Regions from separate parts of the Homo sapiens genome. Here region 2 is linked to region 1. Evidence: read pairs that join two places in POLR2A ChIA-PET (ENCODE). Cell type or tissue: IMR-90. All regions are shown on one strand.

Region 1 (5,000 bases):
TTCTTTGGCTACTCCTAGTTGCAAGGAAAGCTGGGAAATGTAGTCTTTAACATCTGTGAATGGGAGAATGAATACTGGGTAGGCAACTAGCAGTTCATACCAAAATAATATTTAATTCATGGGTTTGTGATGAGTACTGTACAAAAGTTAAAAGCACTGCTCAGGACCTGATCTTTGTAAGTGCCCGATATATGTTAGTTGTGGGGGTCTTTTTTCATTCTTGTTTGTATTAACCAGGTCATCATTTAAGAAACCAGACTTTGGTGACGGCATCTCAGGGACCTGTCAGGGAAATTGATGAGTCTCTCATCTTAGTAGGGAGAACATGGAAGAGCACAGCAGGTTATAAGAGCACCAGGCCTTGGGTTAGGGATTAAGACAGGGAAATGGTCAACACTCAAGAGGAAGGACCAACACAAAATGTCATTCTGCTGGGCTGGGCCAAGCCAGCAGGGAGAAGGAAGGAGGGCAGGCAAAGAGGCAGAATATGGCAGCTATAGGTTTTCCTGAGGTTAACTTTGTTTGAGAGATGTCATTGGCAGAGAAGATAATTCAAGAAAATATTGTGAAAGACCAGAAATTGTCCCAGTGACTGCCTCGGTTGGCACCTGTAAAAGTCAGCATCTCTTGCACTCTTAACTTTGCATCTTTCCCCTTTCTACTCACTGACCTCACTCCATCTCTGCAATGTCACCTCACCTCTTCACTTGATTTCTATCCCCACAAATCTCAGCCCTTCTTACTGCCATTGCTTTTTCCCTCTTTTATTCAGCCTGACTACTTACTTCCTGAGTACTTACCATGAGCCAGACATAATTTTTTGTACTGGGGATACAGTGGGGAATAAGATAGGCAAGGTCCCTTGTTTTATGAAGTCTATGTGATGCTTTGGCCTCTTTCCTCCTTGGAATGATGCCTTCTAGGTAATTCCTCTGGAACTTCTGGAAGCCCCCAGGATTTATCCTTTGGTATCCTGCATGCAACTCACCCACCACCTCTTTAGTCCTATTCCTGAGTATGAAATCAAACCTCATAGTCACTACAACCCAGATATTAGGGAGATGACTTAATTCTAAGTCCCACCCAGTAAAAAATCGAGACTCTTCATACCTCACTTTAGAGTTGGCTCAGAAACAGGGCAGGGTTAAGCCTATGGGTGGAGGCATTAATGGCCTCACCTGGGAAAAGCTGGAGAAGAAAACAGGTATAATTAACAAGGTAGGAGAGACCAACCTGTATAATTTCAAATATTTGGGTAGAAAAGTGAATAGCTTCTTTTGTCAGTTAGGGTTCTTGATTGCAAGCAACATAAATGGACTCTAGGTAACTTAAATAGAAGAGGTGTACTGGAAGGATATGGGGCATTGCAAATTAGATTTGAAGACGCTGAAGTATCAGGCCTCAGAAAGAACAGGATCCAAAGCAGCTCAGGGAATTTGTTTGAGTTCCATGTCTCTGTTAGAGAAAATGATCCCCAGTCATATGTCTATGCTTTTTAACCATATCCAAGAGACAAATTATTCGAAGAGAGAGGGATATTATGGTCCTAGTTTGAGTTACATTTCTACGTCTTCCCATCTGTAGCCCAAATGACAATTTCTACCAAGTCTGTAAGCAAAGGAACCTGGTAGTTTGTTCCCCAAACCAAAATTGAAGTATGCCTGCCAGAATGGGAAGTGAGTGCTGGGCAGGCAGATAACTCAGCTGTCTACCACTCCACTCTAGATAATTTTCTTATTTTCAAACCTATGGGTTTAAGAACATTTTATGAGCTTCCATAAGAATAATTCCTTCTGAAAACATTTTCAATTGTGGGAATCAAGACTGGCTCAGTCCTTAATAGTTGCAATAAACTAGATGCTTAGGCTGGGAATTTGGAGTGGGGCTGATAGAAATAACAATTATAGGTGATTTAACAATCCAAAAATATATTTTATTTTTGTATTGTTTGGGCTTTTACAATCTATTCTACATGTTTATAATTATAATTTTGTTATATTTTAAAAATCAGTAATATAGTCACATGGTTTAGTCACCTTCCTCCATCCTGCTGCCTAGAATGTGGATGTGTCATTTTGAATCATGAAGGCAAAACCCTTGGAATGGCAGAAAAGTGCACTGGAAGGAACTAGGATCTGATGACTTTATGCAATGGGGACATTATGCCAGCCCTGTCCTGTATTGCTCTAGATTTTTATGTAATAGAGAAATAAGCCACTCTCACTTGGCTTTTTTCTGTTATAGCCAAGACTAATCCTAACTGATTCCCTAAAGTTGCACCACCAATAAGTGATGGAGTCTTGATTCTAATTCAATTCCAGGGCCCGGATTTGGGTGAGAAAAGAGGGTGACCCAGAGGGCAAAATTTAAGGAGGCACTCACTTACAGGATTGTGCAAGTGCTGACTCTGTGCCTGTATGACCCTGAGAGTAGGTGCCTCCTGAAATTTTGCCCCTTAGGCACCTACCTTACCCCAGAGGCTCAGCTTCCAGAACCCAGGCTCTTTCAGCCTCAACACACTGACAGGACAAGGCCCAAGGTTGAATCAACCTATTGCTACATCACCATGAAAAAGTAACTGGACTTAGTCAGAAATTTATAATACATTTTTTTGACATTGACTATAAAATGTAAGAGTCAAAAAGTTTCTGAAGCCTCCATTCCATAGCACCCCTGCCATTCTGAGAGCTAGCTTTTATCATTTGCTGGCATGAAAGTGAAGAGCCCTTCTGAAATAACTCACCCTCTCATCCACTCTCCAAGCAGGCAATCTTGTTTATATATCATTTCTCCCACATGAATCATTTGTAGCAAGAGTACAGCTTCCACTTGTCCATGAGAAACGTTCAAAACAATCTTTTCTACTCTACATAAAACCTCAGGAGTAACAATAGGCATTCAGAATGAGGCTGCTATTTGTCAGCCTCTCAAAGTCACGGAACAAATGAAAGTAACTATGAGCCATCAAAAATCATGTTGGGAGAAAAAAAGTTCCTTCTGGTAATCGCTCATTTTTCTGAGCCCCCACCACCCCCCGCCTTCTTCAAAACTGGCTTTTATATTATGCTTCCAGCAGAAACCTCTCTAGTTCCTTCTGCTTCTAGTTCCAAGGTGTTATTTTCACATAAAGCTTCCTGAGATCTGTGCAGAGTCATCATAGGGAGAGGTAGAGGGCTAGTGTGGGGTGCAGGGTTAATTGCCATTTGCATCTTAGGGATCAGAACCCTAAGTGAAAGGTTAGGGGAAAAGGTAGAGTCATTTCTTAATATTTCGTTTATTTGATATGCTGAATTTGTGTTGAGTTCCACAAAGAATTTCCAAAGAATAAATTTTCTGCAGAATCCCTGCAAACCCTTTGAGAATAGAGAAAGGGTAGGGAAGAGACAGGGGCTGGAGAAGTCAACATAAGTAGAGAATGTGGTCTAGATGGTGGCTCGTGAATATCAGACCCTATCCCAAAGGCTTTACGTTAATCCTCACAGCCCACCTTCAAGGTGTTTTTAATCTTCATTTTACAGGTGGGGAAAGTGAAGCTTGGAGAGATTAAGTAACTTGTCAAAAATCACACAACAAAGAATGGCAAGCAGAGATCCAAACTCAGATGAATCTGACTTGGTATCTTTGCTCTTTCAGGTGTTGCCTCGTTGTCTGTGAAAGCTCAGTCAATTTCTTGTTAGAGGAAAGATCAGCATGATGTGAGGAATCAGGCGATTAAGGATCTTGTCCCAGCAGGAGACAGAGCAAAGCTTTCCATTTCCCTGGACCTCAGCGTTCTCATCCGTGTAATGAAAGAGTAGGGCTAGATGGTTCTTAAAGTACTTCTGCTCTCTGATGTATGAGTGTCCATGTCTACATTCATTAAAGGCATCCAACAAAAGAATTAAAATAACAGGAAGGGTGAGCCACAGGCAGGATCCCTCCCTGTGGGTCAGGAGTCCAGGAAATGCCAGAGATAGCCACTGCAGGATAAATAAACTGAGCTTGATATTTTTTGCACTCTCTCATTTTCTCATCACCTTCTTCAGCCCTTGTCTCTACCATCCAGGTATCCTGGCCCTGGCTTTACCACCTTTAGTGCTCCCTCCCACTCGTAGTACCCTATGTGGGCCTTCTTGGATGCCTGCAATGCTGGTTAAAAGGTATAACTTTTTATCTAGCCAAATGGATAGCTATTTTTTGCAAATTATAAGAAGCTGCCCCTCCCACCTGGGTAGACATGACCCTACATGGGGATATGTGTCTTGGCAAGCAGAGAATGGGCTGACTTTCAGCTTCTGCCTTTGTTAATTAGCCAGATGCCCTGGTGTAGTACACAACTCACACAACTGTACACAGCAGTCTTAGAACAAAGCCAAGTGGTGATTCATTTTAGTGAATGGTATTCCATCCATCCAATTATGCATGGCAGAGAGGAACCTAGAAGATATGTTTGACTCTTTTCTTTTTTTCTCCTCCATGTTCAGCCCATTATATTGTTGATTTAGCTCCTATTTATCTCTCAGATTTTTTCATTGCCCTCCATCACCAGCATCCTAGTCAAAAGAACATCATCTTCCTTCTGAACTCAACACTAGCTTGCTAACCGGCCTCCCCCCATGTACTCTGTCCTGCCTTGTGTTCATTCCCATTATTGCAGCCAGAAGATATATGAACTCAACTGTTTTAACACAGAGAGCAGGTTGGAGGATCTTTCCAAAATATAAATATGATCATCACCCTTTCCTGCTTAAAAATTCTCAGCAACTTCTCTTGACTCTTAGGATAAAGACAAGATTCTTTGACTGGGCCTGCTATATCATCAAACCCCTTCTTACTCCTCCAGCTTCATCCTGCATCACCTTCCTTTCATCTCTCTTCTCTCCAGCTCTTCTGGAAAGGAGCCCACACACATGTTATTTCCTCCACCTGGAACCTGGTCTCCCTCCACCTGTTAACTGCTATTCACACCAGGAAGCCTCATGCCTCAGTAAGGCCTTCCCTGATCCTTCTGACATGGCCAA
Region 2 (5,000 bases), 980 kb before region 1:
GATATTTATTATCCCTTTAGCATGCAAGCTCCATGTGGCCAGGGGTGTGTATTGGATTCATGCACCACACCAAGAACTGTGCCTGGCCAGAATAGTTAATCTATAAGGATTTGTTAAATGAATCAATGAATGATTTTACCTCTCTGGGCTGTTTTTACCTACAACACTCCTGACACCAAATGTATGGGTTTTTTCCTCACACTCACCAATTCTCCAACTCTCCTGCCACCAATTGCATGACTTATAATTAAATTTGATTCAATTCTGACACTGACCCCAGTTAGTTAGTGTCAGACCCCACAGCTTCAGGGCTCAGTCCAGCAAGACTGCCCACACTTCAGATGCCAATCACAAGTCCTGGGTCTCCTGTATTTCTGACCAACTGACCGCAAATTGGAGGTTTCCACAAACTCCACCCCCCAAGGCTTGATAATTTGCTAGAATCGGCTTATGGAGTTCAAGACAACGGTTGACTTACTATTACCAGTTTATTATAAAGGATAAAATTCAGGAACAGCCAAATGGAAGAGATACATAGAGCAAGGTATGAGGGGAGGGAGGTGCAGTGGTGCAGTGAGCTTCCATGCCTCCTCCAGGCATGCCATCCTCTCAATACCTCCCTGTGTTCACCAATCCAGAAGCTGTCTAAACCCCATCATTTAGGGGTTTTTATGAAGGTTTCATTACTTAGGTATAATTGAGTAAATCATTGGCCATCGGTGATTGACTCAATCTCTAGCCCCTTTCTCATTCTGGAAGGTCAGGGGAGGGGCTGAAAGTTCAACCCTCTAATCATGCCTTGGTCTTTCTGGTGACCAGCCCCCATCCTGATGCTACGGAGGGGTTCTCAGCCATCAGTCATCTCATTACCATACACATGGAGCTTAATCTAAGCTCCATAAAAGTGAAGTCCTTGGCTTTCCTTTCTTTGAAGTATCCCTAGCTTTTAGCAGGGATTCCAAGAATTTTAGAAGCTGTGTGCCAGGAACTAGGGACAAAGACCAATATTTATTTTTTAACACGTCCTTGCAACAGTGTTCCATCGCTTTTTGAATAAAACTCAAATGTCATAGGGTGGACTAGAACTTCAGGATGGAGTTTATGCAGATGTCTCCAGTCTCATCTCATGCCCTGCTTACTGGGCTGGCCATGCTGGGAACACACTGGCCATCTTGCTGCTGGCTGAACATGCCAACCTTCCTCCTGCCTAAGGCCTTTCTGAATCTCTCAGGAATGGTCTTCTCCAGGATCTTTGACTGTCTGGCTTTTTCCATATGATTTAGGTTCTCTTCAAACATAATATTGAAAAGACTGCCCTTGGCCACTCTTAGCAGAAGCAGTGCACTCTCCTAAACATCTATGACATCATCTCATTTTCTTTTCCTCATAACCCTTGATAGCACATCATCATCTGAAATTATATTTTTAATTGTTTATTGTCTGCCTGCTTCTCTGTGGTCCTCACCTCTGCTCTCCTCCCTCCTGAATCTAAGCTCCATGAAAGTGGAGTCGTTGGCTTTCCTTTCTTTGAAGTATCCCTAGCTTTTAGCAGGACATTTGTTAAATGTAAGGTGAAAGTGCAAGTTTATTGAATGCCTATTTTACGCAAGGTACTGGTATACAGATCTTGCCTCCCTTGATCCTCACTAACAGTCTCTGAGGAAGGTCTTATTATTTAAATTTACAATGAGGAAATAAAGGCTCAGAGAGGTTAAGTACTTGCTTAAGCTAGTAAAGGGCTAAGCCAGGATTTGAAACTTGCTTTAGCTCATGAATAAGACCAGGCCCATTCCTTAAGAAGCTCACAGTCAACAGGCAGATCTCCAGCTTTAGTTCATGACAATTTATTTTCTTCTGATGACTTTGGGGCCCTGTAAAGCCCTAAAAGCCTGCTTTCTTCACTGTCAAAGACAAATTCAATTATGGTCATTATATTGTGCTTACAAAGGCAGGAAGGTGGATTCACTGATGTATAGAATGACTGTTCATATTAATTATTGAAACAAACAAAATTACTGCCAGCTGTATGACCCTGAGCAAGACCCTTCCCCTCCCTGGGACTCACTTTCTTTATCAGTAGAATGAGGGGGTTGGAGTAAATTATCTCTGAAGTCTTTGCCAGCTCTGCAATCTGTTGGTTTTGTGCACATGTGGTTTTCTGATTAACTCTCAGTTGACAAGTTACTCCTTATTCCTCACGGTACATTCTATTAGGGTTTTGCTCAGCACACTCCGACAGAGAATATACCCACAGTGTTTTCCTAGCAAGGGAAAGTTTCATTCCGATTCAGTCATGGGCAAATACGGCACAGGGGAGTGGTTTTATACTAGGTAAGGCCATCAACCTCTGTTGTGATACTCTGAGATGGGGTCCTAATATATGGCCTGGCTGCAAAAGAGTTGGATCCAAACATGAATAGGGAGCAAGTATTCATCCCATCTACATGAGTTTGACTTACTTCTTATGGATTTCTCAAAGTAAAAATAGGAAGCTTCTTGCTAAAAGCATCAGACAGATGATAGGTTCCAAAACTGCAAGCTGTCACTCATCTAATAATCTATTGTTGACTGGAAAAAAATATGATCTTGCTGATATGTGAGGCTGAGAAGGTATATAGTACTGCCGTGAGCTGTAATTAAATAATAGTAACTCAATAACAATAATTATAATGGCAACTGATATTTGTTGAGTACTTACTATGGCCTAGCACTATATTATTAAATACGTTACCTAGTTTGTATTCCCAGTTCAAAGACAAGAAAACATATGGCTTTGGAACCTATACTTTTAAACATTTGCTGTGAAACAAAGACTTCAGTGATATTTAGATCATAATCCAAACCCTAGTTCTGCCATGAACATCCTGAGTCTCAATTTCCTCATTTTAAAAATGGAAATTTTAGGCTGGATGCAGTGATTCACACCTGTAATCCCAGCACTTTGGGAGGCTGAGGTGGGAGGATCGCTTGAAACGAGTTTGAAACCAGCCTGGGCAAGATAGGGAAACCCTATCTCAACAAAAACATAAAATAAAAATTAGCCAGGTGTGATGGTACGTGTTTGTAGGCCCAGCTACTCAGAAGGCTGACTGAGATAGGAGGATCCCTTGAGTCTGGGAGGTTGAGGCTGAAGTGAACCTCGATTGTGCCACTGCTCTCCAGCCTGGGCGACACAGTAAGATGCTGTCTCAAAAAAAGGGAAGTTTTAATACCTATTTTATAGGCCTATTGGATGGACTAAATGCTTAAAAGTGCAGATATTGTTATTATTACTATGTACCTATCAACTGAAATAAACTTTATTTTCCCAGAAACTTTATTGAAAGGTAAGTGTTGCCATGTGTGTATGTTTCAGGTGGGTTGGGGAAGGTGATAACAGTCATTATTCTCAGGCCTCCTCATTATCATTTCCAGACAAGTATTCCTGCAGTTGCAGGCAAAAAAGCCTGTTCCTCTGAGGTTTATGCCACCTAATGATGGAGATACAATGACACATGTCTCCCCTGCATCTCACTGCTGTCACTGTCAGCCTCTTGTTTCTGTCCCTATGTTAAATGAGGCTAAGGCTCCTAGATCACAAGCCTCCCTATCTACCTGGAGGTTTATCATTGTCCTGGACAACTTCAGCATCTGCTCATAAGACCCATCCAATGTTCCACTGTTAGACGGTTTCAAAATGTTTCCACCTCCGGGACCTTCATCTCCATTTCACTTCAATACTCCCACAGCCCCCCTTGAGACTGCTATACTTATGAATATTACAATATACCAACAGCCACTTTCTGAATTCCATTGCCCTTCAGTCCAATTCTCTCATGTACTCTATCATTCTTAGCAAATGTCCTTCTCCACTTTAAAGCAACTTCCAGAATCTCCATCACTTCATTTTCTTTCAATTCATGTGCCCTGTCTGGCTCTAATTTCTTCCATAGCTAGCTTAGAGTCCATCATCTTTTGTGTCATTTACCGACAAGAATCTGCAATATTCTCTTAACTGCCCAATTCAATAGCTACCTTCAGTCCACAGAAACATTTAGCCAGGATATGCTTCACTTATGGCTACAAGGGACAAAATCTGCTTCGGAAGGAGCAGGCCAATGGGAGACTGCAACTCAAGAAAGTGAAATATCATGAAAGGCCGCAGGGTCTGAACACTTTTGAAATTTGCACTGCCTGCTTCAATAGTAATTCCTTCCCATGATGATCCTTTGGCCAGCAGATCAGCAACCAAATCGACAGCAAAGAATCAAAATGTGTGATAATATTAACATAATGAATAATGATTGAGCTGCAAGGGATGTTGGTTAGTCACTAGGCCAACTGCTCTGGGTTTAGGCAGGTGAATAATCGAAGCTAAGAGGCAAGGAATCTATCCATCCATCTATCCCTCCATGCTCTTTCAAGTTCCCTGCTTTTGGATCTCCAATTCTTCTAAGCGAGAGCCATTTTGGTAGTGGGGCCTAGATATTCTGGCCTAGACTTTGGAGCTGGCCTTAGACTGTTTACGATACAGAAACCCTCTAGCCAAGCCAGAATCCATTCCAAACCAACTTCCAGAGGAAAAAGACAAGCAAAGACATCGAATCTGAAGCCAGGAGTTGAGAGGCTAAGGATGGTACCAAAGTAAGAGAAGGGCTAGAAGCCAGGAGCATAGAGAGAGCAGAGGTCAGACAGATAGAGTGACAGGTGTGGAATGCAGGTCCAAAGCAAATCACTGTAGTGCCCTTTTAAACTCTCTTTATTATGTGTTTATAATCTCTTCCATGTTCCCAAAGCTCACTGATTTTCCTCTGTCTTATCATTCAGCACACAGTAGGATAAATGTCTGTTTTCTTACGTCTCCCCACTGGACTGTGAGATGTCAAAGGGTAGAAGCCATTAACTTTCTCTGTATTCCCCAAAATTGATATAAATAATGCAAAAATGTAATAAATACATGTTGAAAGAATTAAATGAATGAGTAAATGGATTAATGAATTAATGAATGAATCAGGGGTAGG

Evidence for each region. ChIA-PET counts read pairs that join two places held together with the same protein. Peaks named below come from ENCODE experiments on the same cell type or tissue, not always from the same donor. Only the 100,000 strongest peaks of a DNase experiment are listed, where the experiment ranks them.
Region 2: POLR2A ChIA-PET joins it to region 1 with 15 read pairs; 7 of 35 experiments call an interaction of 5 or more read pairs at or near these places.

What each region holds. Positions count from the first base shown.
Region 1 is chr1:58,762,298-58,767,297 of GRCh38, reverse strand. It overlaps LOC105378751 (a long non-coding RNA gene), which reads right to left. Exons shown (of 4, transcript XR_007066137.1): 1 at 1,111-5,000; 2 at 801-1,011. Among named protein-coding and RNA genes, the nearest start is that of JUN, 19 kb to the left of the region's middle. In IMR-90, no CTCF peak of the experiment used is centred here; DNase peaks (open chromatin) are centred at 2,807, 3,897 and 4,327; H3K4me3 peaks cover 310 bases; H3K27ac peaks cover 2,698 bases.
Region 2 is chr1:59,744,696-59,749,695 of GRCh38, reverse strand. All of the region lies in intron 14 of FGGY (FGGY carbohydrate kinase domain containing), which reads right to left. Among named protein-coding and RNA genes, the nearest start is that of MIR4711, 14 kb to the right of the region's middle. In IMR-90, no CTCF peak of the experiment used is centred here; no DNase peak of the experiment used is centred here.